6 separate regions of the Homo sapiens genome follow, and all the other regions are linked to region 6. Evidence: chromatin loops called from intact Hi-C (ENCODE). Cell type or tissue: mammary epithelial cell. All regions are shown on one strand.

Evidence for each region. Hi-C counts contacts between places; a loop is a spot of excess contacts. Peaks named below come from ENCODE experiments on the same cell type or tissue, not always from the same donor. Only the 100,000 strongest peaks of a DNase experiment are listed, where the experiment ranks them.
Region 1: a loop joins it to region 6, with 6 times the contacts of the local background. A loop is called at or near these places in 18 of 110 quality-filtered maps.
Region 2: a loop joins it to region 6, with 12 times the contacts of the local background. A loop is called at or near these places in 11 of 110 quality-filtered maps.
Region 3: a loop joins it to region 6, with 6 times the contacts of the local background. A loop is called at or near these places in 21 of 110 quality-filtered maps.
Region 4: it touches region 6 in a loop (5-fold over the local background); 17 of 110 quality-filtered maps call a loop at or near these places.
Region 5: a loop joins it to region 6, with 7 times the contacts of the local background. A loop is called at or near these places in 15 of 110 quality-filtered maps.

Annotation. Positions count from the first base shown.
Region 1 is chr18:26,458,126-26,463,125 of GRCh38, reverse strand. KCTD1 (potassium channel tetramerization domain containing 1) reads left to right here. Exons shown (of 5, transcript NM_001142730.3): 4 at 3,201-3,506. Among named protein-coding and RNA genes, the nearest start is that of LINC01543, 38 kb to the right of the region's middle. RefSeq lists enhancers at 2,048-2,197, 2,288-2,587, 4,157-4,226. In mammary epithelial cell, no CTCF peak of the experiment used is centred here; DNase peaks (open chromatin) are centred at 2,215 and 4,375; H3K27ac peaks cover 3,078 bases.
Region 2 is chr18:26,304,878-26,309,877 of GRCh38, reverse strand. All of the region lies in intron 9 of TAF4B (TATA-box binding protein associated factor 4b), which reads right to left. Among named protein-coding and RNA genes, the nearest start is that of TAF4B, 81 kb to the right of the region's middle. In mammary epithelial cell, a CTCF peak has its summit at 2,511 (motif pointing left); no DNase peak of the experiment used is centred here.
Region 3 is chr18:26,381,424-26,386,423 of GRCh38, reverse strand. All of the region lies in intron 14 of TAF4B (TATA-box binding protein associated factor 4b), which reads right to left. Among named protein-coding and RNA genes, the nearest start is that of LINC01543, 39 kb to the left of the region's middle. In mammary epithelial cell, a CTCF peak has its summit at 2,548 (motif pointing left); a DNase peak (open chromatin) is centred at 233.
Region 4 is chr18:26,478,208-26,483,207 of GRCh38, reverse strand. The region is part of intron 2 of KCTD1 (potassium channel tetramerization domain containing 1); the gene reads left to right. Among named protein-coding and RNA genes, the nearest start is that of LINC01543, 58 kb to the right of the region's middle. RefSeq lists an enhancer at 1,502-2,701. In mammary epithelial cell, no CTCF peak of the experiment used is centred here; DNase peaks (open chromatin) are centred at 1,837 and 2,157; H3K27ac peaks cover 4,436 bases.
Region 5 is chr18:26,405,834-26,410,833 of GRCh38, reverse strand. No RefSeq gene overlaps it. Among named protein-coding and RNA genes, the nearest start is that of LINC01543, 15 kb to the left of the region's middle. In mammary epithelial cell, no CTCF peak of the experiment used is centred here; a DNase peak (open chromatin) is centred at 2,923; H3K27ac peaks cover 783 bases.
Region 6 is chr18:26,544,853-26,549,852 of GRCh38, reverse strand. KCTD1 (potassium channel tetramerization domain containing 1) reads left to right here and starts at 1,300. Exons shown (of 5, transcript NM_001142730.3): 1 at 1,300-3,125. The coding sequence starts at 1,317. It overlaps LOC124904273 (a long non-coding RNA gene), which reads right to left and starts at 2,993. Exons shown (of 2, transcript XR_007066321.1): 1 at 2,859-2,993. RefSeq lists silencers at 259-358, 369-498, 589-818, 1,409-1,468, 1,579-1,688 and 1 more and enhancers at 1-366, 367-1,008, 1,074-1,368, 1,999-2,088, 2,109-2,158 and 1 more. In mammary epithelial cell, a CTCF peak has its summit at 1,918; DNase peaks (open chromatin) are centred at 12, 472, 1,062, 1,912 and 1 weaker place; H3K4me3 peaks cover 5,000 bases; H3K27ac peaks cover 4,809 bases.

The DNA of each region.
Region 1 (5,000 bases), 87 kb after region 6:
AGAAGAGTGATAGCATCTAGCACACTCTTGAGTGGCTTTGCTGAAAGCTTATTTCTCAGAAGGGAGGAAAAGTGGATGTTGTGAATTCATTTCCTTCAGAAAAACAGGTGCTGAACCTGCTGCTGCCCCATAAACCCCTGCCTATTTCCACCAAGTACCTTGGAAACAAGAGACCCATCATCTCGAGTTTGTAAAAGCCCCAGAAAGGACATTGCCAGATTAGAACAAAGGCTTAAGGAAAGATTTCAGAAAATTCAGAGGCCTGAAGGAAATAAGCACAAGGCCAGAGAACCTAACAGAAACACACTAAACTTTAAAAACCGTGGTACTTAGAGAGTAAAGTTAAATGATCCCATTTAAGGAAGGAAAGGTTTCTAAAGACAGTAGCCAATGGGACTGACTCTGCTTTGCAGGTTCATTTCTGATGAGCTAAGACTGTAGGCGGGTGTTAGACAGGATAGAAAGACAGACACAAAGGAGCCTGCCAAGAAAATGAATGGCCAATGTGCACTTCACCGTGTGCAGAAAATGGTAACGCAGCAAGAAGGATCATTTCAGTTCTCTGGCCAGCCAGTGCTTAGAGGCAAGGCAGCATGATGAGCAGTCACCAGAGAGAAGCATGAGTGCTCAGCTGTTCTCTGTCATCTGCTCCCCGTGACATAGCAGTGGCTCTACTCTGGAGACTAGATAGAACAGCATAGTAAAGGAAAAAATGGAGCCAGGATGATCAAGAGAGAGTAAAAGAACACCTGGTGGCTTAAAGCAGTTCAGCGCTAGGCCCATGAGACTCTAGCCCAGGGGCAAGATGACCTTCATAGGAGCGCTTCTGACTCTCACTTTAATAAACCCTAGCAGGATCCCAGAGTGGTCACTGAGCAGGGCCAAAAATCTGAAAAGGGCCAGTGTTTCTCGACTTTTCCAAGAGTGGGTAACAATGAATTGGAGCAACATTATGTTGTGAGCCTCACTGCCCATCCAGGGCCAGACCTCAGAGTGGATTATTAAACAAGTGGCTTGTGAACCTAGAAGGAAGAAAAGATGGTGAGAACTCAGGGTCAGCATGGGGAGGACTTCTAACCCCAAGTCCTTCCTGTTAGCTTCATTCACTTTGGACACATTGGGAGATCAGGGCTTTGTCCGCCACCATGCCCGGCTAATTTTTTGTATTTTTAGTAGAGACGGGGTTTCGTCATGTTGGCCAGGCTGGTCTCAAGACTCCTGACCTCAGATAATCCACCTGCCTCGGCCTCCCAAAGTGCTGGGATTACAGGCGTGAACCACCACGCCCAGCCGATAAGATATTTTCACTGGAGTCTAGATCCTTCCTTGTGCTAAGTTTTGTAATTAAATCTCACAAGAAAATAAAAAGCAATAGCATAAGTTCTCGCTTCTCTTGCTTGTGTAACTCTCATTGCTGTTTAAAATCTCCTTGGTAAATAAGTGTTTAGGTCAGTATCTTACAGTTGGCGTGATGCCAAGATGACAAAGCCCCAGAGTGGGGATCCCAGGTAGAACCAGGAGGAACCTGCAGAGGCTTCCCCACTCCTACCCCTCAGGCTGGGCTAAGGGCCCCGGTTCTGCCCTGTCTTAAGAGTGGCCACACCTCAGCCTAGTTTTCAGCTCCTTAAAGCAAAACAGTATCTCCTCTGGGTCAGGAGGCTAAGCAGGTAGAACATGTGCAAGGAAGATTTTCAGAGCAGTGGGCTCCTTTCCTGCAGGGAACCAAGACTCCTGTGGTAAGGGGGTTGCCAGGAAAAGGACAGAATAAAGCAGCAGCCCATTCCACTGAGATGAGTGTCGTCATCAGCATCTTCTACCTGATCTGAGTTTCTTTATATGGAAAGTGGATTACCCAGCTAAAGACCCCCAAGTACTGTCATCTCTCCATGCTGTTTTCTCTGGAAGCGTTGAATAATGCCGCTACAGCTGCTGCTGCTATTGCTTGATTTGCAAGAGAAAGAGCAAAGTGCAAAATAAAAATATTTATCCCATGGTCATCTTGTGCTTCTCATACTCTAGCCCATCTGGACATCAGGGGCCTCTTTGAGGCACTCGGACCACATGTTTGCAACATTGGCTGTCATGCAGGCACTGGGCATCCCCTGCCAGCTCTTGCCCATGGACGGAAGGCACAAATGCCTGTGTCAGCTGATTAAAATGTTCTCAGTCAACATGTCTAGACAAGTATCCACTTATCTTACACCCAGAAATGATTGTGGCCATAGCTACGTTTAGCCATAACATTGACCTGCTTGTTAACATTGTTCCTGAGTTGCTGCCTCCCCCTCATTCTCTTTTGTCTTCCCATTCAGTGGCTTATGTGTGTGTTTTAATACCTGTTTTGTTAGGTTTCTGTTTCAATTCAACAGATTATTTTAAGGCTGGAGGAAAGGAAACCATGCCAAAAGACCAGGTGTTCTTGCTTTCAGAAATGCAGAAATGGACAGGTTTTCTTTATTGCACATCTTGCAGGAGTCGAGGCCTAAAGTTGTTTATGTCTCTGACTCTATGATGGCAGCTCCATCAGGTGGCACAGGGCAGTACACTAGCCTTCCAGCTGTCCACCAGCCTCCCCCAAACCATCACAAATCAACACCTAGGTTCAAGTAAAAGCCACATGCCTGCCCTCCAGGTGCCCATCCCTGCCTGTCTCTAGCCTCATATCTCTGTCCCACACCCTCCTGTGGCCACCAAAGGTGACCGGGAGCTTCTGATGAAGGGTGCCCATTGGCAAGCTTATGCCTCCCCTTGGTCAATATATGCGTTCCATCCAAGAGGATAGAAATTGGGTTCTCACCGACACAATCAAACTTGAAATACCCAAAGACATTTTTTCTACTAAAAGAAACAAGTCTTGGGTGAATCCTTTCACATCTCAGTTTTCTCATCTGCAAAATGGGAATAATAGTGGTTCCTAATTCACTGGGCATTGACGAGGGTTACAGGATTTAAATCATGTAAAGCACTTAGAAGAGGCCTGACCAGCCCTAATCTACTCAGCTCCTTTTATCTTCACTGAATGAATGAATGAATGAATGAATGCAAATTGAGCCTCTACAAACATGTCGTAAGTGAAAAACGCACATGCAGATTTGATTAGTGACATAACAAGAAGTGGAAAAAAATCACCTCTTAGATGTGGACATGTTTAGTACTTTATGTTTGCAGTTTGCACTGTGAAATACCTTTTTTTTTTCCAGGACTACACTTTGTTATATGAAGAGGCAAAATATTTTCAGCTTCAGCCCATGTTGTTGGAGATGGAAAGATGGAAGCAGGACAGAGAAACTGGTCGATTTTCAAGGCCCTGTGAGTGCCTCGTCGTGCGTGTGGCCCCAGACCTCGGAGAAAGGATCACGCTAAGCGGTGACAAATCCTTGATAGAAGAAGTATTTCCAGAGATCGGCGACGTGATGTGTAACTCTGTCAATGCAGGCTGGAATCACGACTCGACGCACGTCATCAGGTTTCCACTAAATGGCTACTGTCACCTCAACTCAGTCCAGGTATAGCATTGTTACGCACTGTGTGGCATCAAATGCCACTCTTACTGTTGTCACTTAACCTTGCCCTCACATGGTGCCTTTCCTCCAAAGAGCTTAGAAACTCACTCAGTGACACTTCTGTTGGGTAGGTGAATTATCACCCTCTATAGCAGTCATTCCGTAAGTCTTGTGATTGTGCCAGGTGCTGGGATGAGCACTGGAGATACAGAAGAGACAGATATAGAACACGACAGCTGGGCACGGTGGCACACGCCTATAGTCCCAGCCACTCCAGAGGCTAAGGCAGGAGGATCACTTGAGCCCAGGAGTTCAGGTTCAGCCTGGGCAACATAGTGAGACAGACAGACACAGAACACGATGGACAGCTCTGTGTTCATGGAACTGCATTATGGGAGTGGAGTGGGAGGCAAACAGTCAACATAAATATATTGCCCAGGAGGTGGTAAGTGGATTTCTGGGGCAGAGTATGCTGGCATATTGAGGACTATCAGGAAAGCCAGTTTGGCTTGAAGAAAGTGACTCAGGGAGAGAGAGTACCCAGACAGGAGGCCCGGGAAAATCAGGGACAGATCACGGAGAGCCTCGTTAGGAGGTGGCAAGTGCCCTAGGATTGTTTATTTTGGCATCTTTTGGTTTTGGTTCGTTTGTGTATGTGAGCCAAATGGAAATCCATTGGAGGGTTTTGAGCAGAAGGGAGAACTGACAGAACTCGTATTTTAAAGTGAACATTGCGACAGCAGCTAGAGAATAGGAGAAACAAGGAGACCAGGCAGCAAGCTGTGGTTCAAGCAGCTGAAAAGTGTCCAGTTGTGTGTGTCTGGAGGGTAGAGCTAATAAGGTTTTCTGACGATGGCTGTGGGTTGTGAGACATAAGCCCGGGATGACTAAGATTTTTGACAGAGGAACTGGGTGAGTGGAACTGCCATTTCCTGAGATGGAGAAGTGTAGGGGAGCAAGAGATGTGGGGGTGGAATTGAGAACTCAGAGGCTAATGTGTGCTGAGCACCGACTCTCTGCCCTACCCTGGGCCATGGCCTGAGCATGTGTTGTCTTCTTACAACCCTAACAGGTAAGCACTGTTAATCCTCTCTGTCTTGCTGATGGGAAGGCAGAGGCACACCTGGGTCTCGATTCCAGCTCCGTGTGACACAAAACCATTTGAAGTCAATGGAGTGAGGGTTCTAGTTTTTTCCCTCTTTTTAACTGGAATGGGCCCATGACTTTGTTCAGTATTTAGTCAGCAGAACCCTTCCCAAAGCACAGAGACTAGAAGCACCCACTCTTCTGTGCTGCCTCTTGAGGATTGTTCCACTACTATTTATAACTCTTTAAAATATATGAACAGATGTCTGAGAACAGAAGAGCAGAAAACTGGCAGAAAATGTTCCCTAAGCATGCTAGCGGAAGGCACATGCTCCCAGGCGGCGGGCTGGCTGCTGGGTCGCAGGGTTCCCGAGGACGAGATTCGCGTTCTCACCTGTGCGGAGAGCGTCC
Region 2 (5,000 bases), 240 kb after region 6:
CAGCTTGGGCGACAGAGTGAGACTTCATCTCAAAAATAAAAAATAAAAAATAAATATTAATAGGATGACCATGGACAAGTTTCTTCCCACGTCTATTCATTGATCCCCTTATCTGTAAAATGGGAGTGAAAATGACCCTCTCATGTAATTTTGTGTGAAAACTGTATTAGAAACTAAAACTGCATCAGAAACTAAAAATTGGTATTATTTATTCATTGAAAAATAAGAAATATATATTACCATAAATAACATACTTTAACAAAAATTAACATATCAAAATTTAAAAATAGATCAAGAGTGGTACTGCCTTCTATTTTTACAAATCTTTTTAAAATCCACGGGTCCTCTTGCATTTTGAATGGGATCTGTTACTCAGACATGGTTTTGCAACATCATCCATTGGTAATATGGAAAATACTAGTTCACTGAGTCATACAGTTCTTCCAAATTTAGATTCTAATACATAATCCAAAATTACATGTATCTCCACCAACCAAATCAGAAAATATAACTATTGGAAAGCTGTCAAAGTCATGGTAATAGATATGTTTTGCAAAGTTTTCATTTTTGCTTGATAGCTCCAACTTTATCATTGGCAAAAAAAAAAAAAAAAAAAAAAAAAAAAAAAAAAATACTGTCAGGTTTTTTCCCTAAAGTGACAGACTCACTTCATTCATTTTCATGAAAATGTCTGTCAAATGCTGGTCTATATATACTTATAGTTCCTAAATTTATAATGAACATCAGAAATATGTTCATTATAAGGATTTTTAAAATACAAGTTCCTGCCATACCCAATCCCCAGAGATTTTATTCTAGATTAGATCAGCTCCAGGAACCAAAATTTTAACAAATTCCCTGGGTAACTCTGAGACTGCTGATCTATAGTATACTAGGAAATATTTAGTTATCAATTGTTTCCTGAAGTATGTACTAGCTCTTTCCTATATTCATGTTCTCAGTTCAATTATCAATTTCTTTTTTTTTTTTTTTTTTTTGAGACAGAGTCTCACTCTGTTGCCCAGGCTGCCAGGTTGGAGTGAAATGGCACAGTCTCGGCTCACTGCATCCTCCGCCTCCCAGGTTCCAGCGATTCCCCTGTCCCAGCCTCCCAAGTAGCTGGGACTACAGGCATGCACCACCACACCCAGCTAATTTTGTATTTTTAGTAGAGACAGGGTTTCACCATGTTGGCCAGGCTGATCTCGAACTCCAGACCTCAGATGATCCGCCCACCTCGGCCTCCCAAAGTGCTCGGATTACAGGTGTGAGCCACTACGCCTGGCCTAATTTAATTTCTTAACAAGAAATTTTTAGATTTTTCACACCACAGCATTATAACTGTCTCTTGGCTTTGACCATTCTTGAGAATGCTCATGACAAATAAATAAGATATGCCCTATCTCCTACCTATATAACTTCAACCTTCACTTCATGGTGTACCTACCTCTAACGTCCTCCTTCTCAGTTTATTCTGCACTAAAGTACACAGATAAATTTTCCTGAACATAACTTTACTATGACAACATATGACTAAAAACTCTGAAAGACTTCACAATATAATCTCCAAGTCTTCACTCATATAATTCACTTGGAATGTTCAACAACCTCATTTCTTTTTTCTCTCTCTCTTTTTTATTAAGACACCCAGGCTGGAGTGCAGCGGTGCAATCTCACCTTTCTGCAGCCTTCACTTCCGGAGCTCAGGTCATTCTCCCGCCTCAGCCTCCCAAGTAGCTAGGATTACAGGCGTGCGCCACCATGCCCAACTAATTTTGGGGGGTTTTTTGTTTTTGGCTTGAGTGCAATGGCTCCATCTCGGCTCACTGCAACCTCTGCCTCCCAGGTTCAAGCAATTCTCCCTGCCTCAGCCTCCCAAGTAGCTGGGACTACAGGCGCACCACCACACCCGGCTCATTTTTGTATTTTTAGTGGAGATGGAGTTTCGCCACGTTGGTCAGGCTGGTCTCGAACTCCTGACCTCAGGTGATCTTCCCAACTCAGCCTCCCAGAGTGCTGGGATTACAAGCGTGAGCATACACAAGGACAAACAGACTCGTAATACATAAAACAATGAATTATATATGATGAAAGTTAAATAAGTTAATATACACTAGACAATCTAATTCCTGCAGTATGGAAAAAATGGACATTAAAATTGATGGAGTAATACCATCTATGCAAACAGCACATAATCTGGTCCTATATTATTTTCCAAGAGTGTCTTTTTAAAGTAATAAAAATCACACTAAAACCCCTAGTTGTTAAAACACCTTCACTACCAGATATAGTATATAGATATTATCCATAAATATTTTATTATGTATCTCTAAAATATAAGGACTTTAAATAAATGATCACATAAAAATATTGATATTAATTCCTTATTATCATCACATCTTCAGTTGAAATACGGTTATGCAAACATGCAGAGGTACTATCCTGTTTGCCACTTCTGATTCTGAAGTATGATGGAAAGAACATGAATCTCTGGCACCCTCTGGTGTTTAAGCACAATACAGCTTCCCAAATTCACCCCAGCTATACTGACAAGCAGAATAGAAAACAGAATCTTCTTAGCAGAAAAAGTCACAAATGAATCCCCCCGAAAAGTGTAAGTTAACAAAATAGTTTTTAAAAACTATGAAAATATCATTCTATATTATTAAATGTCATACAGTTTGGTCAAGACAAGAGCTAATATTATTCGCTACTATTTCTTCTTATTTAACAAAAGAGCCAACATCGAGGGTCTATTATCAGTTTCATTTAAAAAGTAACTGAAGTAAGGCTGGGCACGGTGGCTCATGCCTGTAATTCCAGCACTTTGGGAGGCCGAGGCAGGTGGATCACGAGGTCAGGAGATCGAGACCATCTGACCATCCTGGCTAACACGGTGAAACTCCGTCACTACTAAAAAAATACAAAAAAAATTAGCCGGGTGTGGTGGCGGGTGCCTGTAGACCCAGCTACTCAGGAGGCTGAGGCAGGAGAATGGCGTGAACCCAGGAGGCAGAGCTTGCAGTGAGCCGAGATCGTGCACTGCACTCCAGCCTGGGAGACAGAGTGAGACTCCATCTTAAAAAATAAATAAATAAATAAATAAATAAATAACTGAAGTGATGTAAGTATCCAGGGAAGCAAAATTAAATTTAAAAAGACATCACTATGAAAAGATATGCATAAAGCCATGTGTGACTGTGAATTACTAGAAAGTACTGTACAAAAATGAAAAGTGCACCTTTGTACAAAAATATCTAAGAAATAGCTGAGATTATAAATACTCCTTTTCCAAAACTCACCATTTCAACAAATATTTGAATGCCTATTATGAAACAGGCATTGTTCTAAACACTCGGTATACATACAATGGTAAACAATCATTGTAAGCTTTCATAGACGATTAAGAAGAAGTGGGAAATACATGGAAGCAGGGGTAAACAAATAAATGAACAAAATAATTTTAGATAAGTACCTCAAGACAGCAGATATCACTGTGGAAGCTACTTTATGTTGGTTGGCCAAGCAAAATTTACCTCTCTAAGGAGGTAGATTTGATATATGAAAGACCATGTCATATGAAGACTGAGGGACAGCTTTCACTGCATACCACATCAAAAACTATACAGTGGGTTTTATCAAAATCTCACATAACCCATAAATATACGCCTATGTACCCCCCAAAATTAAACATTAAAAACATTAAAGAAAATAATAAATAAATAAAATTGTACATCAGGACCATGACTAGTGTGTCCGAAGAACAGAAAGGAGGCAAACATGGAGCACGGATCCCTAACACCACAGACCGTGATCCTTGCAATTCAGTTTTTCTGAATATGAGAGATAATTTGCTTATGCAATGGCTTTTCAGTTTTTCTGTTCCCTACAACCTTACCAAATTCTAACAAATATAACCATGGTTTCAGATGGGAATCTTCTATATCGTAAAAAGAAAATTCTTTAAGCCAATTCTCTGCCCCCACCACCCAAATTAACCTAATCACACAATTCTATACAAACTTCATGGAACTGCCATGCTGATTCTAAAATTCATGCACGAGAGAAAAATAACAAGTAAAATTAAGATACCTTCGATAAAAAGGAATATAGAAAAAGGACTTACTTTAACTATGGGCTAGATAAATAAATAAAGATGTTATAACAATCGAAAACACCAAAATAGTAATATCAAAACAAAACAAATATTTGGGAGGCCGAGGCAGGTGGATCACCTGAGGTCAGGAGTTTGAGACTGGCCTGGCCAACATGATGAAACCCCGTCTCTACTAAAAATACAAAAATAAGCTGGGAGTGGTGGCGCGTGCCTGTAGTTCAGCTACTCGGGAGGCTGAGGCACGAGAATCGTTTGAACCCAGCAGGTGGAGGTTGTGGTGAGCTGAGATCGCACCACTGCACTCCAGCCTGGGCAACAGAGTGAAACTGTATCTCAAAAAATAAAATAAAATAAAACAAAAACATATCACTAAAATGAAATTTGCCCTTTTTTAAATGGGAATTTACTATAAGATAAAGGTGGCATTGCAAATAAGAAAGTTAAAGATGATGAACTCTTTACTAACTATTGCTCAGACAATTCATTTGAGGAAAATTTAATCTCTGCCTCACACATTTACAAAAATAAAATCAAGAATTATTGAAGATATAAAGGTAAATATCTGTATTTGAGGTAAGTGCATACAAGTATCTTAGAAGAAGATACAGAAGGCACATCATTCTGGGCTCATAATACGAAAGGATACATTAGAATTCAAAAGCCATAAAGGAAGAGACTGCTAAACTTTATACTGTAATTTAAATTTTCCATATATGAAACACTAAAAACAAATTTCCAAGTTAAACAAAAAACTAGGAGAAAAATACTTACAATGTATATATCAAAGAATTACTACTGTCCAGCATATGTACATAAGTCTGGAAAGCAATAAGTAGTCAACAGATAAATGGGCGAAAGTAATAAGTCAGAAATTTCCCAAAGA
Region 3 (5,000 bases), 160 kb after region 6:
AAATTAAATTGCTACCCCAAAAACCTTGCCTCAGGAGGAAATTAACATGGAAGCAAAGAGAGGGGGGAAAGGAAAGACAATAAGGCAAAATTGTCAAACAGAAAAAAAAAATAAAGAGACCTAATCATCTGAGTAAGGAACAAAGGGGTCACAGTTCATGTTTGTCATGTGACAAGCCTGAAGGATTCAGGGGAAAGAGCCATATTACAGCTGCCAGCACAGAGTTGAAAAGAAGGTCATTCCAACAGGATGCAGCAGAGAGCCTGAGGCAATGTTATAAATGAAAAAAACCCCAAGGGACATTCAGTAACCCAACAGAAATGTCTTTCATAATTCACAACTTTATGAAGGTGATAGCATTCTCTTCCCCCAAATAGCAGCTAACTTAGAAAGTCAATCTTTCTTGAATCTGAATACAAAATATATAGCATTTTTATTCCTGAGCTTTGATTTGGCAAAGTCCACAACTGTAACTTGTCAATCACAATGACCTGGCCAGAATAACCAGCTACTCTCAGTTATCCACAGTCAAGGGGGTAGAGAGTGCACAGGTAACTTACAGCCATAAAAACCAAACCTGCTTTTTCACCATCAGTTTTAATTTTCCTCTGCCTCACCAAGTCCTTTCCCCAGAGTTGACTAGGACTGATTTCTGGTCACATTAGAAATCACAAAGAATACTAATGTGGTTAAGGGCCCAGAGTTTGCAAGAAGAAGAAGAAGAAGAAGAAAAAAAAAAAAAAACGCTGTTTATTCTTCTCACTGTTAGTGTACTGTTCACTTCGGAAATAGAAGGTTTTCCCATGTAACTTTCTACATGAGGATATTCCTTAATCTGGATTCTTCACCTGGATGAAAATGAAAGATGAAACGACCAATTCATTTCCCAGGTGCACAAAAGATGTCCTAGGAAGCCTACTCAAACCTAAATGTTAACATCTTCTAAAATTGCCAGATCAATTATGTTAGCCTTCATAATTGTTACTCATTAATGTTACCCAGCCCACTAACAACTTATCTCACCTAATTTGTTTTGTTATACCACTGAACTAAGTTTCTTGTTTTTATAATGAAACTTCTGAGGAACTCTATTGCTCTAACAAGAAAAAATGGAAAATCATCAGTTATCAATTTTAGATAAATAACACCATTTTAATAATGATACTAAATAACCAAAAATAACTAGTAATCCAATTTTTATCCCTCAACTTAATACAGCAGTGTTGTGAAATAAAACCTTTAAAGATTTTTCTACTTCTTTTTCCACATTTCCTTAAATTGGATGACTGCTCTAAGTCAGAAGCAGAAAGGACATCTTTATGAACCCAGTGGCTTCGGGAATCCTGTTGGGGTTTGCAGTGACTCCATACGGGCCTCTCCTCCCAAGAGCCACCATCCACGGTAATGTAGCTTCATGCTAGTCTACGTTCTGATTCCATTCAAAATTCTCTGGGTTACTGGGTACCTACTATGGGCAAGAACTGTGCTAGGCGGCATAAGATATACAGAACTGAATGGTGGCAAACACTCGTTGTCTCCTCCATAGGCAATCTCAAATTACTTAATTTCTCTGTGCCTCAGTTTCCGAATCTGCAAAATAGGGATAGTAACACTAATTATCTCAAATGGCTGGTTTGAAGATTAAATGACAATGGCATACGCTCTCTAAATGTTGGCCCTATTCTCATAATGAATTCCCTAGTCAGTAGGAAGGCACTGAAGGTTTACAAACAGGAAACAGTGTAATTCTAGCTCCAGACCTTTTTTCCCATCCCGTAGTTAAAACTAGTTAAACTTTTCCTACCTAGGTCCTATTATCTCAAGTCTTCACTAAATCACTGGTTACTGAACTCAAGAGAAATCATTTGTGCTGCCATACTTACCTTGTCCCTCTCAGTGAAATTTCTGAATTTTAAGGGAGCCTTGAATGCCTAAAGCTCCAAAGTAGACTGATGGCCATTTCAGACATGTGACGGGTGGACAGTAAGTTTTTCTTACACCCCTCAAATTAAATAGTGGAGGAGCCTGCTGCTGTACAGAATCAACTAAGCTTTTCAATATTGTCTCTAGAAACTAAAAGTCAATCTCTTTCATTCAATTCCCTGAATCCTACGACTAATAAAAGCAAAATTTGTGTCCCTGAATCTGAACAGTTAACCAAACACAAAAACTGAGAATTTCTTAATAGAGGAATCAAGAGGCAAAGATTCATGACATTCTCAGATTCTACCTGATTTACACTAAGTCCCAACCTCATGCCACCATGGCAGCTCTTAAGGGATAGCTCAAGTCTTTTCAGCTTTAAGGAGGAAACAAGGTCCAAATGTGAGAAATAGGGAGTAGAATGAAGACTTGGCTCCAGAAAAAAGAAAAAAAACTGAACATCTTCTAAGTCTCAGAAGCAAAAATAAATAAATGTGCCCTGGATACCTGACCCAGTGTAACAAGAACACTGAAAATCTATATTCACAATACCCAAGCTTCTAGGCCTTAAAGGGGAACACAGGACAGAAAAATACTGAGCTTCAAAATTCACTGCCCTCTGCTGGTCAACAAGCAGAACTTCTGAAGCAACAGATCTCTCATCTTTATCACCTTCATTTTATTCCTTTCTAGTTATTTCAGAATACAGACAACACTGCATGTTAACTTCTGCCCCATTTCATCACTCCTAAATGTCTATGTTTCAATAGTACTTTACAGAAGAAAACACTGATGTGACACGGAATCACTGGCTTCAAGTTACAATTCTAGCTCTGTAATTATGAGAGCTATAGAGATAATATACTGCCTGTCATAGCTAATGATCACCCCCATCTTTATCTCCAACAGAACGCTCTCTCATTTTCCAGATGCCACTGTTCAATTTCTTAATGATTTCCAATTGAATGTATTATAAGTATCCCAAATTCTACATGTTTCAAACTATCATTCCTTCCCTTCCTCCTCTTCATTTCAAGGAATGCCTAAGCCAGAAAATTGGATGTCATCCTCAAATCTTTCTCTATAGTCCATCTGCCACTTATCTATTCTACCCCCTTAATAGTTTCTAAGCCATCTACTTTTACATTTTCACTTCCATTATCTTCTGCCTAGATTACTTCAACAGCCTTCTAAAAAACCTCCCTATTTCCAGTGTTAATATTGCTTACACTGCAGTGAGAAGGATCTTTCAAAAATAATCTGACAAAATTGTTTTCTTGCTTGAAATGCTCCAGTGGCTAAGATTTTCCTATAAGAACCAAGTCTAAACATCTAAGCATGACATATATGGCCATCCATGACCACACCAAAGTTTCTCTCCCTAGTCTCATCTCTCATTCCTTTCTTCTTGTCTCAAACTATTGATTATGAACAAAATATTTTTCCTTTTTGATACAGACAATTAATTGCACATAGCATTCTCTCTTCACTGAACTCCACTGATCCTATCCTTATTGCCACATCATCTAAGTTCTTTTGGATTCAGCTAGGATATCAAGTGTCCCCAGTGCCTACAAACACAAACTTACCCCAGGTCTAGCCTAGGTGCAACTCCTATGCACTTTAGTAGTACTTTTTATTTCCCTCTACCATCATACGTCTTCAGTGCAATGTAATTTTCTCTTTAACTTATCACTTACTAGAATAAAAAGATTTTGTACCTGTGAATACTTTACAGTGTTTGGCATTTAGGTGATATCATCTGTAGGAGAACCATGTGTTTGGAGTCACCCAATAACATCACTTATATGAATAAACAGTGAAAATAAACCACCCTATGAGCTTTGGACCTTCTAATTCAAGATCCTGCTGTCATTGTCAGCTTTAAGCCAAACCAATCTGGGGTGAAAGGTGGGGTATGTAAAGTCCTTTGATGGTTTATTCACAACTATTACCCAGCCCTCTAACATCTTACCTCACCTACTCATCCCCACCAAACTGCTACTAGATGGAATTTGTTCAAAAGACTATTTTCTGCCATTTTCTCCAAACATTAAGAAAGTGCTTCAGCCCACCAAGGAATTCGACACACAAGAACAGCAAAAAGCCAAATAAACAGTGAATTCTGAAAGGCAGTAAATTGATTATTTCCTATGGCCAAGCTGACAACCTCATGTCAAGACTTTCCTACTTACACTATGGTTATTTTCTTTAAACTTTTACTAAGACACTTGCAAAGACCTCTGAAAACTCACATAAACTATGTCCAGAGATCGGTTTTACCTATTATTTTCTTAAAATTTATTCAAAGGACTGCTAAACATTTTTCTTTAAGAATTAGCTTTGATTTTTCCTTGGAGAACTGTGAATATAAGTAAGAGCTATAATATAATAAGGGTTGCTGTGCCTCAAAACTAAAGGTGAATTTATCAATATCTTTAAATGTATTAACAGTAGCTTTGTTTAAAACTCTAGTAATTCTAGAGTTGGTGAGTTGCATACAGGCTGATAGAAAAATAACTCGAATGAAATATGAATTTATAGAAAAAAAGAGAAACCATTAGAAATTGGAAACATAAAAAAACCATTTTTATTTTCATAAATTCTTTAAAAGATATATGACCATTAATAATAACATATCAGGGAGGTTAGAACATATGTAGCAGTAAAGTAGGTGACAACAATAGCACAAAGGATGGAAGGGTGTGTATAATTAACTATTTGGTTTGGATTTATTTATTTATTTATTTATTTATTTATTTATTTATTTATTTAGAGGCGGAGTTTCGCTCATTGCCCAGGCTGGAGTGCAATGGCGCAATCTCGGCTCACCGCAACCTCTGCCTCCCAGGTTCAAGCGATTCCCCTGTCTCAGCCTCTCGAGTAGCTGGGATTACAAGCACCTGCCACCAAGCCCGGCTAACTTTTGTAGTTTTAGTAGAGATGGGGTTTCTCCATGTTGGTCAGGCTGGTCTCGAACTCCTGACCTCAGGTGATCCGCCTGCCTTGGCCTCCCAAAGTGCTGGGATTACAGGCGTGAGCTACCGCGCCCAGCCAAATTACTTGGTTTTAAAAGA
Region 4 (5,000 bases), 67 kb after region 6:
GCTCACAGCAGATTGTTCTTCTGTTTTGCTGCTCCTTCACCGTCTATACTTTTCCAGTTGACAACATAAGCAGGTATCACTTTTATAATTAAATATCTCCAAATGCTAAAGATGTCATTTGTAAGTAGCCTCTGAATCTCTTAGCCAGCAAAATAATTCTGGACCAGAAACTAAATGAAATCTTTTCCTAAAGTCCAAACCATATGTCCCATGGCTTGGAAGCCTAGACATAGAGAAAAAGAGGCATTTCTTGGCAAAGGAGAGCCAAATGGATAAAAGGGCCCAACCACCCGGGCCCTTCCCTTTTCTCGCCATCCTCATCCTGTGGTCCATCTGTCTTTGCACTTCTTTCCCCAGCCTCACCCCTGAGCAGGATGTCTCCACCCTCTCTGGGTTGGTCCATCCTGCAGCAATGCAGATGAGCCCTCCCTCTGTAATTACCATGCATGGACCACAGGGGAGAGTTGAAAGGATTAACCTGCTGGCCTCTCGGTAAAGCCAGGCCTGGTGTCGAGTTACATGCCTTGGTTCATGAGGTGGCATGGGGTGCCCTAGACAGTGCAGCATGGGAAGGGTGGGGGGTACAGAGCCTAGAGCCAGAAGACAGCTTCGGCAGAATTGGCAGCCTCTTCAAGCTAAACTTCCTTAGCTGTAAAGTGACAAATCCCGTAAGAGTTTTCAGGATTAAGTGTAGGGACACAGCACATAATAGAACAAGAGCTGCAAGGTAAGTGGAGATGAAACCTCATGTGTACTACTCTTCCCAGAGGTTTCCATTGCCCTGAGAATCCTCTTTCCCATCCCTCCTTAGGCCTCTTTATGATTGTACCAGCAGTTTGAAAGGAACCTCAGGAGTCTTGGGGTGTTTCAGTTTGGTTTGGTTCAGTTCAGTGTAGGGTATCTTCTCAGTCTACCAATGATTTCCTTGACCTCATTTTAAAGATTAAATGAGATATAAACCCTTAAAGCAGCCAGCTCACTCTTTGGCACATAATGCTATTCAATGAGTAGTAACTGGCATTAGAGCCATTGTCCCCCGTAAGCTTGAAGTTGACCATTGTGCCAATCACCACAGGGGCAGCATGGTGGGGTCTGGAGCCACCTCTGTGTCTACCCAGCCATGCATCCTTGAGTGTTACATATTTGTGACTCGGTGTCTCCATTTGTAAATGAGAGGCTGAACTTGGTTGTCCTGGAGATCCTTCACAGTTTAAGAAAGTATGCTCTGACACTTCAGAATGACAGGGTCTCAATTGATGTTGACTTGCCTCCTCGTTGGTCTCTCTGCTCAACCTCCTTTACACTGGTTCTCAACTCAGTTGAGACTTGGAGAGTTTTTTTTAAAAAAAATACAGATGCCTGGGCTTCATTCCCAACCAATTACATCAGAATAGCTGGGGATGGGGGCCCAGCATCATTATTTTTTCAGAGTTGCCCAGGTGATGCCACTGTGTAGCCAGGGTTAAGAACCACTGCATTATGCAAATGATGTAGTCAAAGCAAGGCAAAACAGACAGGATTTGGATAAGCCAGAAGCTGTGTCTGTGAGAAGGCGTGATTTCAGATGTGGCACCTTGACTGTCTCACTCCTAAATGTGCTCTTTTACTTACTGTCCCTGACAACATAGCCTGACACCAGTCGCTATTGCCCTTGAGACCAAATCTAAACTCCTTGACCCGGCTCACATGGCTTTTTACGATCTGGCTTCTGCTGCTTCAGCCTCATTTTTCAGCCAGCCTGACTACACCCCAATAGAGAGTAATCACATGGCAGGGTTTGGCTACAAGCCTTTGTATCTTCCGCACCCTTCTCCCTGCTTACCTAACCTTACCTCCTGCCCCTGTACCTGGCCAACTTCTTCTCCTTCAGGTCTCCAATGAGCTTTCTCTTTCTTCCCTGCCAACCCCAGATTGAGTTAGGTGAGCCAGGTGCACCTCCTGAGCCCACTGTGCACACCCAGTGACACACTTGATCACACTGCACTTGACCCACACTCCCAGCCCCGACGACTTAAATTCCACAAAAGCAAGGACTGTGGCTTATTTACTACTGCATCCCCTGTATCTGGCATAGTGAGCCCCCACTAATACTGGTGGAAAGAGTGAATGAGTAACTGAATGATTACACAAGAAACAAAGAAATTCTTAAGAACCTGAGTCACAGGAAATTAGAGATATCAGGTCCATAAAATGAATGAATACACAAGAAAAAATTCTTAATGAATGATTCACGCTAAGCCAAATGTAGGATCCTAGCCCCATACTCTCTTTGACTTAAGACCATTCTTTAATGCACAGTGTGGACAGCACACGATGCCAGGGAGAGTGGAGAGAACCAGACTCACTTCCCACCAAATGGGCTTGGTTTCCTCAGAGATTAGGTCTTGCATTATTTGCTCTATAAACAAGAGTAATCAACAGAGTGCTAATTTTTTTTTTTTAAGACAAAGTCTCGCTCTGTTGCCCAGGCTGGAGTGCAGTGACATGATCTTGGCTCACTACAACCTCCATCTCCCGGGTTCAGGCAGTTCTCTGCCTCAACCTCCCGAGTTGCTGGGATTACAGGTGCGTGCCACCACGCCCGGCTAATTTTTGTATTTTTAGTAGAGACAGGGTTTCACCATGTTGGTCAGGCTCGTCTTGAACTCCTGACCTTGGGATCTGCCCACCTCAGCCTCCCAAAGTGCTGGGATTACAGGCATGAGCCACCATGCCCAAGCCTCAGAGTGCTAATATTAAAAAGCTAATATTGAGTGGAATTCAGTATCTGTCATTTTTAATGAACTTTTTTTTAGTGAACATATTTTGAGTGAACTTTCCAATCTTATTAGTTAATGAAATATGTACAGTAAAATAATACAGTGTTTGAGATTTACCTCAGAATAACCAGTGGAAAGGAGAATGAGGCATAGAGGTAGAGTTGAAACAAAATTAACCAGGAATTGACAGCTTTTGAAGCTGGTTGATGGTCATATGGGGGTTCATTCTATTATTTTCTCTGCTTTGGCATAAGTTTGAAATTGTTCAAAATAAAATGTTTTAAAAAGTAAAAAAAATAGTTAAAATAGTAATGATCATCCTTAAAAAACAAAAAGAAATTGGTGGAAGAAAGTCGTTCTCAGCATTGCCACTTGATTCAATGAGTGAAAAAAAAAAAAAAAAAAAAATTCCAAAACCAGCCATACATCGTCTGGAGCCAGCTTGGTCTTGGCTAGTTGGAAAACAGGAATGTTCTCCAAGGTTAGTAAACTGTAATGAGTTCCACATAGTTTTCAGGCATCAGAGTTTACAAATCACTGCAGTTTGATTTGTAACTCCATTCACATGTCCACAAGAAATACAGCCTGTGCCGATTTTCCCCATTATTTGCTTAGCCAAACAATACTTTTCCACAGCACAGTCCTGCCAATCTCAAAAACCACCCAGGGACGCCATTTTACGACCCTTGGCACCACGTGCCCCCTCCACTGTGTTTTCACAACTCCAACGTTCCTCCTTTTAAAGTTGGCAGAAATCAGCAGCCCTGCGTTTCTTTTTATTACTCCCAGCGTTTGTTGCTTCCAATGGGGAACGTTTTCTTCTCTGAGAGGCTTTCACCTCCGCCAGGCCTGTGCCTCCGCGGCCCAAGCACCCTTCCCTTCCAGCCCTTTCCTCTTTCTCTCCACACCCCTTGCCTGCTCTGCTTCCACGGAGCCCACGCAGCCTTTTCTGCCCTGGCAGCGCGCGTTTTTCAGCCCCTTCCATCGGGTCTGGCCGAGCTGGCCGCCAGCGTTCCCACGGCCTGGCGGGGGGTCTGCGGTTTCACCAGGCAAGGGGGCCCCCGAGACAGGGCCTGGGCCTTTCTTGCTGCCCTTTGACTGGACCCCCTCATAAGAAAAATTCCCTGGCTAGGTTTCCTCTTGTGCTGGGTGGAATTCAGGCCTTCCTCAGCTTTTCGTCTCCTCTGGTCTTGGTGGAGGCCGCCTGAAGAGTCCACTTCTCCCCACTGTCTCTCCCACCCGGACGCCCAGGCGGCCTCTAGGTTATTCGTGGGGCCAGCTCTGCTAGTGCTCGCTTCAGATCTCCCTCTTGCTCTTCTCTTTGCAGCTTTTTTCTATTTTAACTACATTGGAAGTGAAGATGCCTCATTGCATCCACACCCGAGGTTGTTTTTTGTTCTTGGTTTTTGCATCTTAAAAACCATTTAAATGACACTTCTCTCCTATTTTTAGAAAGGTCTATAAACAATGCACCTCCAGGATTGTTCCTTTTTCTCCTTAAATCCTGTGCCTTAGCACTTGCAGTCTTTTAAGAGCTGCTTTTATAGAAATTTTTGTTGACTGGCTTGGAATACTTTCTATTGCTGTGCATTTTTTGAGTTCACCACGAGCACACTGGATTTCCTCATCAACCCTGAGAAAAAGTTAAAGTTATTTTATAAAACAAAGTGAGACTTAATTTTAAAAAAAATGGAGACAGAGAAGTCGATTCACCTAGATTACAGCTAGTAACTAGCCAAACCCCATTCTCATTCCGCACTCCTCAGTCCTGGTTCCTTTACACATTCACCCCGTATAGGTTTATTAATCACTCATTCTGTGCAAGCGTACATCCAAGTCTAGACCTGAAAATGAGAGTTTATCTAAAAATTAAAAAACAGGATTTTTAAAAGAACAAAATACCTACTTTTCCTCTCTTACTAAAGTGACAAGATCACTGATACTGACTTATTTCGGTATAGGTGCTTGGATTTCATTGTAAAATTCTCACTCCACAAATATATGGCAGAAATAAAACTCTAGACCATAAGCTTTCATTCGATATTGGTAATTCTTTTCATTCCAATCGTTGTAAGGGAGGCCCCTTTAGGACCAGACAGACTGTGCACAAATACCCCAATGCTGCTTAACTAGTTGGGCAAGTTAATCATCTTTTCGAGCCTATTTCTTCATCTTTAAAATGAAGATAATGGATTTGTTACATATATAAAGTACTAAGGATGGTACAAGGCATCTGGAAAG
Region 5 (5,000 bases), 140 kb after region 6:
CCTGCCCAGATTCCTAACCTGCAAAATGGTAGGTATAATAAAGTGGATATTGTTTTATTTTTTATTTTTTTGAGACAGAGCCTTCTTCTGTCACCCAGGCTGGAGTGCGGTGGTGTGATCACGGCTCACTGCAACCTCTGCCCTCCCCCTACCACCTCCCCAGGCTCAAGCAATCCTCCTACCTCAGCCTCCCGAGTAGTTGGGACCACAGGCATGCACTACCATACCCAGCTACTTCTTTTACAGAGATGCCTCACCATGTTGCCCAGGCTGGTCTCAAACTCCTGGGCTCAAGGGATCTGCCTATTTTGGCCTCCCAAAGTGCTGGGATTACATGTGTGAGCCACTGTGCCCAGCCTGGATGTTTTTTAAATAACTAAGTTTTGAGGGTAATCTGTTATGCAGCAATAGACAACCAGAACACTCACGAACTCCAGCATTACATAAAATCATTATAGGCCAGGCACAGTGGCTCAGGCCTGTAATCCCAGCACTTTGGGAGGCAGAGCTGGGAGTTTGAGACCAGCCTGGGCAACATAGAGAGACCTTGTCACTACTAAAAATAAAAAAAGAGCCAGGTGTGGTTACATGAACCTGCAGTCCCAGCTACCTGAGAGGCTGAGTCAGGAGGGTTGCTTGAACTCAGGAGGTTGAGGCTGCAGTGAGCCATGATTGTGCCACTGCACTCCAGCCTAAGCAACAGAAAGACCCTGTCACAAAACAAACAAACAAGCAAATTTCAGGTGGGCTAAGGAGTTAATGTGAAAAACAAAACTATAAAACTTTTAAAAGACATTAGAGGAAACTATGTTTATGAATTTGTATGTAGAAGGGGAAGATTTCTGAAACCAGACACAATTATACAAACTATAAAGGGAAAGATTAAAGAATGGAACTGTTAAAATTAATAACTTCTGTTCAGCAAAAGCCACCATAACAAAAAAATAAGCCAAAATTGGGAGAATATATTTGCAATACACATAAGTGACTCAAGATTGGTATCCAAAACATATAAAGAACACCCACCTATTAATCTGTCAAGAAAAATAGGCAAAAGATTTGAATAGGTGTGTCACCATGGCCAATTTGCATGTGAAAAAACCCATCCTCGTTAACCAACAGGGAAATTCAAATAGAAACCACAGTGAGCTATCACTTCATGCCCACCAGGCTGGCAAATATTAAAGATGATATCAAGTGTTGGTAAGGATGTGAAATGAGTGGTAGATCTATACCCCACCTGTCAGAATGTAGACTGACCTAGCTACTTGGAAAACTGAAGATGTACAAATCGTATCATCCAGCAACTTTACTTCTACGGAAAGTCCTGAACAAGGAGCCGTGTCTAGAATGTACATAGCATAGCAAGGGAGTCTGGGAGAGTAAAAACCTGAAAACAACCTAAGTGTCCATCACAATCAATGTGTCCATCACAATCAATGTGTCCATCACAATCAATGTCTCCACACAACGGGACTCAAGGCAGCAGGAAACTGAACAACTCACAGCTGTGGCCAAATGATGCTTCTCAGGAGGCTGGTGTCCAGCAGAAAGAAGCACGTTGCAGAAGGCTATGTCCTGTATCATTCCATCATGTGAAGCCCAAAGATATGCAAACAGAAAGTTCTAGTTAGATGAAGAAAGGCGAGAGAATGGTGAATACACAACTCAGGATGATTAATTACTTTTAGTGTAGAGACAAGGGGACAAGGAACGGGGTGGAGGCCACACAGGAATCTCCAAAGTTAGGAGCAGTAGCCTTTTATGAAAGGAGGGTGTGGGGTGCATGAATGCTCCCAGGATCATTATTCTTTTATTCTATTCAATATTATTATTTAACACTGTTGGGGAGCCCCCACACCCGCCACCCACCCCAGGATTGGCTACTGGCATGGTCCAAGGTGCCACTACAGAACAGCTCTTCCCACTGTGACCAGAGCATTGAGTCAGACAGCCGCCAGGGCAACATGCTGCCGGATTCTTCAGTCACCTCCCAGGAGTAAGAAAAGACTTCTCTTTTCCTTTCCAAGCAGGTTTTCCACCTGAGCTACATCCAGGGAAATCTCTGACTCCATTGGATAAAGGGTGATGTATGTGTGAACTGTGCGTGTGGCCAGAGGAGGAGTGGAGAAGGACAACCAGAGGTGAAGAAAGAGTGCTGGTTAGGGCCAAAGACAAGCCGCGAAATAGGAGAGGTTATGGGAAAGCTCCTCACGGCACCCAAGGAACACGAGGATCAACGCTGAATGTACCAATTACCGCACATTGCGTCTACACTCAGGGCCTGATGAAACCAGTTTGATTCTGGCCAACAGCCAGGGGAAGAAACCCCACTGGGCCCACTTTCACAATGCCCTTGAGGATGGGCCTGGTAAATGGGTACCTTGGAAGGAAGAATAAAGGGTTCTGTCCATTCCTGCCAACTTCTTATCCATGCAAGGTCCTAGCATCAATTAAAAATGCCCCGTCCTGTTTGGCCTGTCTGCCAGGGGGCAGGGTGGAATACACTTGCCTCATCTAATACCAGGGATTGCTCTGCCTTCATTTCTCCTAAAGCAAAACTTGGCACTGGCCCCCAGCGTGGCAGAAAGACAAGCCCGTCCCTTCCAGGTCATTCATTCTTGGCCTCAGCTTGGGGCGGGAAGGTAGGAGACGCATGAAGCACCTCGGGAAAGTAGCCCACAGAGCTAGCTCACGGAGCTGGCCCAACTTCTCCAACCTCAGGGTTGGTATCAAAGGGCTGGGGGAACCACTGTGGCTCCAGTTTGCCTGACTTCAGAACTCCAGCGGTTGGGACTTTTTGGTTTTTATCCCATTCGTCTTTTTTTTAAGTTTCTAATCAGCAAGAATCAGCAAAGCAGCCTTTATGGTGCAATAATTCTGCATGTCTTGTTATAAATATCCCCAGGCAAAGTTAGGGTTATTTCATATGACTATCAAAGTAACACGCCCGCTTCGGTTGCAACAAGGAATCTGTGAGGACTAGCGAGCAGGAAGCTTACCAGCTGCATTGTAAGAGGCCTTTCTTTTAATAAAATGGGCACATATTTACCTATAAAAGAGAATGACCAGCTGGGCACATTCAGAGCCCATGTGACATAAAGATACAGAGAGAGAAATCACATTATTTTTGGAATTAAAAAAAAAAAAAGAAAAATTCGCCCATCCACCCACTTCCCAGGAACAGCCCTCAGTTGTGGGTTTTGGCGACATTGATGTTTACAATAAACTCCCAGAGCTCAAAGGCTCCAGGTCCAGTACCAGAGGCCTTGGATCTAAAGAAGATGCTGTGGTCTGGTTTTCTTAAATGGAGAATGAAGAGCCTCCTCCCCTTCCTCTGAACAAACCTCTGATGAAAGTTTGAAATTGTTAAATCCACGATGAAACGATACTCCTATGGTTCTGTTTTATTTACTGCATTCGATCTTGGTTATTTAGACCCTGATGAGGTTCAGCAGGGACACGAGTGAGCTCACAGAGGGGCAGGACAGAGGCAACAAACCCCCGCACTCTGTTCTTTCCTGTGCAAACTTGCTGCTCGGCCTCTTAAGATTTCCAAACTGCAGGCTCCCTACCAGGGAGGACGGCACAACTTTTTTTTTTTTCCCTCAAACTTCCCCAAAGCTGCAAGTTTGTTCTGGCTAAGAGAGAAATGTCTGTGAGGGGTCCGATTTGGTAAGAAGCTTATTTGTTCACTTATGTTTTTAGTTCACTAAGCACTTCACTTGCCCTGGCCTCTGTGAGGACATTTGCATATTGAATCATCCCAATTTGCATATACAGCAGGCACCTTTCCTCTTCGGACAGATCAGTCCGCTGAGGCTGGACAGGGGAGTAACTGCCCAACAGCACATGCTGCCCAGTCACTGGGGCCTTGGGAGGCTGCCCGCGCCTGTCCCTAATCTCTCCCGTCAGAACCCTTCCTGCTCCCCTTCCTCAGGACTCTCCACTATCCAGGTGGGGGAGAAACACGTGCGCCCGTTAGCTGTGACATGGACCCCACCTGGAGGCGGCTCCTCAGGCTCTTGGTCTATGGATATGGCAGCTGTGGGTCCTCCAGTCAAATCACAGATCTAGATTTTGAGTAGGGAAATATGAGCCCTGGCTATAGGGCCACAGGGACCCTCCCTCTGCCCTTTTTACCTCAAACCCTCTGCCTCTATCTGGAGCCCCAAGTTTTATATCCCCCAGGCGCTAATTAAAGGCCTCCCTTGGAGACCTTCCTGGAGGGCATTTCAGGGCAGCTCCCCCACTCCCATCCCACGCTGAGGTGGAGAATGAATGTATTTATCCTCCTGATCTCCATGACCACGTTTCTGAGCTGTGAGAAGATGTGGCCTGACACGTGGCCTGTGCGCCAGGGCGGAAACAGGAGAGGTGGGGTGGGGAGAGGGCGCAGGCAGCTGCTCCTCTGCCGGGTTCTGCCCTGCATCCGCCCCCTGCGTGGTGTCCAGGGACCAGGTGAAACCCAGACCTCCTCTTCCAGCCTGGACCGTGACTGCCACACCGGCAGCTCTGTGCAGGCCTGGGGAGAGAGAACTAATTTCCTTCGCACCCGAAGTGCACACCCAGTGAAGGCATAACCTCCTCGGGGCTCAACCAGGCACCCATGGCTATACTTGGAAGGGATTTCTTCTCTCAAATCCCTTCGTATAACAGACAGACCAGCCTAGTAGATAACAAACTAGTTCTAGCAAAATGACTAGGGAGCCAGTTGCTGGTTAATGGGCCTTTAGTTGGTGCAGGGCTATAAAACTTGGGGCTCCAGTTAGAGGCAGAGGGTTGGAGGTAAAACAAGTCTATTTGTCTTGATTGCAGAGCCGGAGGCTTCATCCCCCCGGACAATAGGATAATGAAAGGGGAGACACCGATCTTCCTCGAGTTTCTAGCTTGAGAGACAACAGGGAATCCCTTTGGGGAGTGATGGCTGGGATACCAGACTTCTTCTATCAACCTGCGTGAGGAGAAGGGTCTCAGCAGGTGAGGAGATGCAGGGAGCT
Region 6 (5,000 bases):
TCCTATGGGAAAGCGAGACCCGGCGAGCTCTTTGGCTGCTTTTCCAGTTTCCGAGGTGCCCGCCCCCGCGCGCCTGAGGCAGCGCAGCCCGGAGGGCGAACGAATGGCGGTTGGCAAACTTTGAGTGAGAGTGCGCTCCGGATCCGAATTGCCGAATTGTGGCTGCGGCAGGGTCGGCCGAGACACAAGTTCGCTTTTTCCGCCTGCCCGATGGGCCTTAGGGAGACTTCAGCTCCAGCTTGGTGGAGCGCCTCGCCCGAGGGAGTTGTGTCACTTTGCTCAGGGGCAGGGAGGGCGGCGCCCTGGGCGGGTGGGGAAGGGTCCCTGTGGCCCCTGGGGTCCCAAGCGCCTCTTCCCTCGTCTCCCCTCCCACCGGCCCCTCCCAGTCTTCTCTGCCTCGCTCCTTCCCGGGGCTGGCTGGACCGGCGCGGACTTGCCCCAGACCTACGGGGAGCGCCCCAGGTCTTTAATGACAGCTTAAATGTGGCTGTTGGAAAAGTCGAAAGGGATGTGGCTGACGTGGGGCGTGTTTCGCTCCTTTGCAAGAGTCGGAAAGGGAGTTGGGAGCCGCGCGGCTGGCCCCAGGCCCCCGCGCCTCGCCGCCAGCAAGTAGGTGGGGGAGCCGCCGCCGCCGCCAGCCCCATCCCGCTCCCAAGCCTCGCCCGCTGCGCCCTGGCCGCGGGCGCCGAGAGGGTGCGGGGCCTCGCCGTGCCTCCTCCACCCTGCTCATTAACCTGCCTGCTCCGCTCCGCTCCGGGCGGCCCCAGACACGGGTTTCCCGCGGCAGCACCCGCGGCCCGCCCGGCGCAGCCGCCGCCCCGACCCCCCGGCTCCGGGGGGCAATGAGGGGGCAGTGGAAGGGGCACTGCTCCTCGGGCATTACTTAGAGAAACGAGACCGTCCCGCCCTCTCGCCGGCCCTCCCTCTCTCCCGCCCGGGCCCGCGCAATTCTCCGCCAGAGGGTAAGTTGGGAGTGTTTCGCCCCCACCGACAGCTCTCCCTCCCTTTCCTTTTTTTTTTCCTTCAAAGTTTTCTTAGAAGTGGGAGCCGGGTGGGGGAGGAAGAAGGTCTGGTCAGCCTCCGTCCTTTACCCTATCTCTCCGGTCTAACTTGTCCCCCCCTCCCCCCTCCCCTCCATCCCCTGCGCGCCGCTGCCCCTCCGGAGCTGCGCTCGGGAATGACAATTGGAGCGCGGCTCCTTTAAGAGCCCGGCTTTGCCTCCCGGTAGCTGAAGGTCATTAAACACAAAAGCTCTCAGCGCTGCGGTCCAATATAGCGCATGCGCCCTGCCCGAGGACTGGCAGAGAGACGGCAATATGGCGAGAATGCCTGGCAGCGGGGACTGTAACACCAGCGCGGGCGGCAGCGCCAGCGCTGCCGCCGCCGCCGCCGAGAACAATGGGGAGCGGGGCGAGGGCGAGCGCGGCGCGGGGGGCCGCGGCCGCCGCCACAGCCGTCCGCACTACTGCAGCGCGGGCGAGGAGGAGGAGGAAGAGGAGGAGGAGGACGAGATCCAGGAGGTGCAGATAACGGGGGACGAGGAGGAGGAGGAGGACGGAGGTGGGGGGCTGGAGGAGGACGAGGAGGAGGAGGAAGAGGAGGAGATGGGGCTGGACTGGGACGAGCCCCTGGAGCCCGAGGACTCGGCCGGGGAGGAGCTGGAGCCCGAGCCGGTCCATATGATCAATATGGACCAGAGCGCCGCGCTGGAGCCCGAGGCGCCGCCGCGACTGCTGGCGCCCCGGGCCCGCGGTGGGCCGCCCGGGGACGGCTCCGAGCTGGACCCCGACGTGCTGCAGCGCCCCGAGCGGGCCCGGCTGAGCGAGAACACCCGGCTGGCCACCCGCTACGCCGTGCGCATCTTCCGGGAGTACCTGAGCGAGAAGGCGCAGAGCCCGGACTTCGAGACCATGGACAAGGGGGCGCTGTGCCGCGTGCTGCGCTCCTTCTATGCCGAGGCCCGCTCCAAAAGCGGCCAGCTCTACAGCAAGTCGTCGCTCATCAGCATCCGCAGCTCCCTCAACCGCTACCTCAATGAGCCCCCGTACTGCCGCACGCTCGACCTCACCAAGGACCCCGAGCTGCGCAGCGCCAACCTGACGCTGGCCGCGGTCATCCGCAAGCTCGAGGAGCAGGGCGCCGGGCCGGTGGTGCAGAAGCAAGCCATCACGCGCGCCGACCTGCGCAAGCTGTACACCTCCAGCGTCTTCAGCACCAACACGCCCTTCGGGCTGCTCAACAAGGTCTGGTTCGAGACGTGCATGTACTTCTGTACCCGCGGCCGCGAGAACCAGCGTGAGTTGGAGGAGGACTCTTTTGGGCTGGCCATGGACGAGGACGGTCGCAAGTTCGTCTACTTCAAGTCCCTCGGGCCCTACCACAAGTCGCGCTCGTCGTCGTGGAGCAAGAAGCGCGCCGAGAGCAGCGACGAGGAGAACTTGCCCCGCATGTATGAGACGGGCACCGAGTTCTGCCCCTACGCCAGCTTCGTCAAGTACCTGTCGAAACGCAACCCTCTCTGCAAGGCGTTCTTCCAGCGGCCCCGGGACCACTGCAGCGAGGGCGATGTGACCTGGTACGAGAACAAAGCCATCGGCAAGAACTTGCTAGGCACTCGGATGCAGATGCTCTCCAAGGCGGCCAAGCTCTCCAAGACCTACACCAACCACTGCATCGGCGCCGTCTCCATCGCCACGCTCAACAGCATCGCGGGCATTGGCACCAAGCTGGGCTCGCCCGCCCCGCAGGGCTGCTACGCCGAGGCTCTGAACGGGGCGGCACGGCACCACTCCCACCACCCCCCCACCCATCCCTCCCACCACCACCGCCCCCAGCCGCCCTCGCTGGGGAACACTTACATCCTCCCCAAAGACAGCCAGGTCGGGCCCGACGTGAAATCCGAGGCTGCGCCCAAGCGCGCCCTGTACGAGTCTGTGTTCGGGTCGGGGGAAATCTGCGGCCCCACTTCCCCCAAAAGACTTTGTATCCGCCCCTCGGAGCCTGTGGATGCGGTGGTGGTGGTTTCCGTGAAACACGACCCCCTGCCTCTTCTTCCAGAAGCCAATGGGCACAGAAGCACCAATTCTCCCACAATAGTTTCACCTGCTATTGTTTCCCCCACCCAGGTAACCAAACCAAACTCTATGCATGAAATGTTTCTTTGGTACCACTTCGGGACTAACTTTTGTGCTAATGCAGCTCTGGGTAGGGGGGAAGTTTTAAAAAGTAGGTAATGTACTGAATCGGATTTCGTTTCACCCTTAGAAGTTAACTCTCTTGGTGCTTTTTGGGAAACTTTACACCTAACCTTAAAAGATGTGAGAGAGGGCATGCTACCTAACAAATCACTGCTGTGCAGTAAGGCGAAAAACTTCAAAGTTCGCCGAACAAAAGGATTAGCTCACTCTTGCAGCCGCTCTTCATTGAATGCATGAGTTTTATAAGGCAAAGACTGCGAGAACACTGTAAATGTAAAGGAAGCAGTTACTTAAGACATATTTGAATCAAGTAACCCTTAAAAGACTCTATTACGTATTCGCCATGACCTTAGAAGGTAGAAAAACAGTTATAAATTATTGAAAAGAAAACGTGCCAATCCCACTTCCTGTAGCTTTTTTTTTTTTTTTTAAAGAAAAGGGGTGGAGAGTGGAGAGCCAGGCAGTTGAGTGCCAGTTTATACTGTAACATGTAGTTGAATGTAAACTGGCAGTGTGGGGTGCAATTTCCATAAACTAAAGTGGGAACGTGGTATCTGCAATTCCAGTCAGGCTACAAATTGGAGTATGGGCCTGTGGTGCCCAGCACTGTGGGCACTGAAACATTGCTGTCTCCCCCTAGCCCCACGGAGCTCACTATCTAGGGGGCAGATAATACCTACGAAGTAGATAATTAGAGTAAGAGTGCTATCCCAGCAGCTGAGTCAGCATGGACAAATCACTTCACTTCTCCTTGGCTTCACTATCCTCATCAAAGAGGAAGAAACTATTTCCACCCTAACATGATTTAAGTCTAAGCAGTGCCAAATTCTGGGTCGAGACTGGGGCCTCTAGTGTTAGATTCTTCTTTCCTTATTTTCCCCAAGGTAGTATTTTCGTGAGTATTATTAAAGTTATATTCATGTTTTGGACACTCTCTAGTCTAGGAGTCAGAAACCAGGGGTCTTTGGACACTGTGTTCTATTCTGCAGGCAGGAGTACCCACTGGAGGTTTTACAACTTTGACCTGCCTGCCATCAAGCAGAAGTAGGAATTTTGCAGGTCTGAAGGTATAGTGCAGGCCCTCCAGGAACATATGTCAGGTACCTCTGTGCTTTTTCCAAAGTGGAAATTCCAGTTCTGGACACACTGACCCTTTCAAACGTTTACCAGCTAATGGGCAAGCCTCAAGGCCAACTGAGAAAGGGGCTGCGAGTGGTAATATAAACACCAAAGTTCTCTAAAATACACAAGACCTGTAGGCTATGTGTCTTCTGTACTTCAGGTGTGTAGTCTATTTCTGACAGGTTGTGTTAGTGAATTTTAAGAATGGAGAGGAGAATTTAGGGTTTGCTTTTTCTTTGAAAGCAAAAATAAATGTTCATATTCTTCTGATACAGTAAAAACCCTTGAAATGCCCTAATTTAGAATAGCACCTGATTAATTAAGAGTTAAAAGTCTAAGAAAGTTTATTAAGGCGTGCATGGCCTTGGGATAACAATGAAACCATTTGTCTACTGGCATCTGTCTGCTGGTTTCTTGACACCAGTGTAATATAGAATTGTGACGTAAAGAACCACAAAATATAAGAGGGTTTCGTTTCATTGGTTTTGTTTTGTTCTAAGGAATGCAGTCTTTCAGTCATTATCTTTTATTTACCTGAGTAAAATAAATCAGTTCCAAAAAACTGTATACTGATGCTTTTATTATTCTTGCATTATTGTCAGGTAACTCCTAAGTTAAATATAGATTTGAGTGTCCATATATGGCTTATATGATTATTATGGCTCTCAAACAAGATCTTAG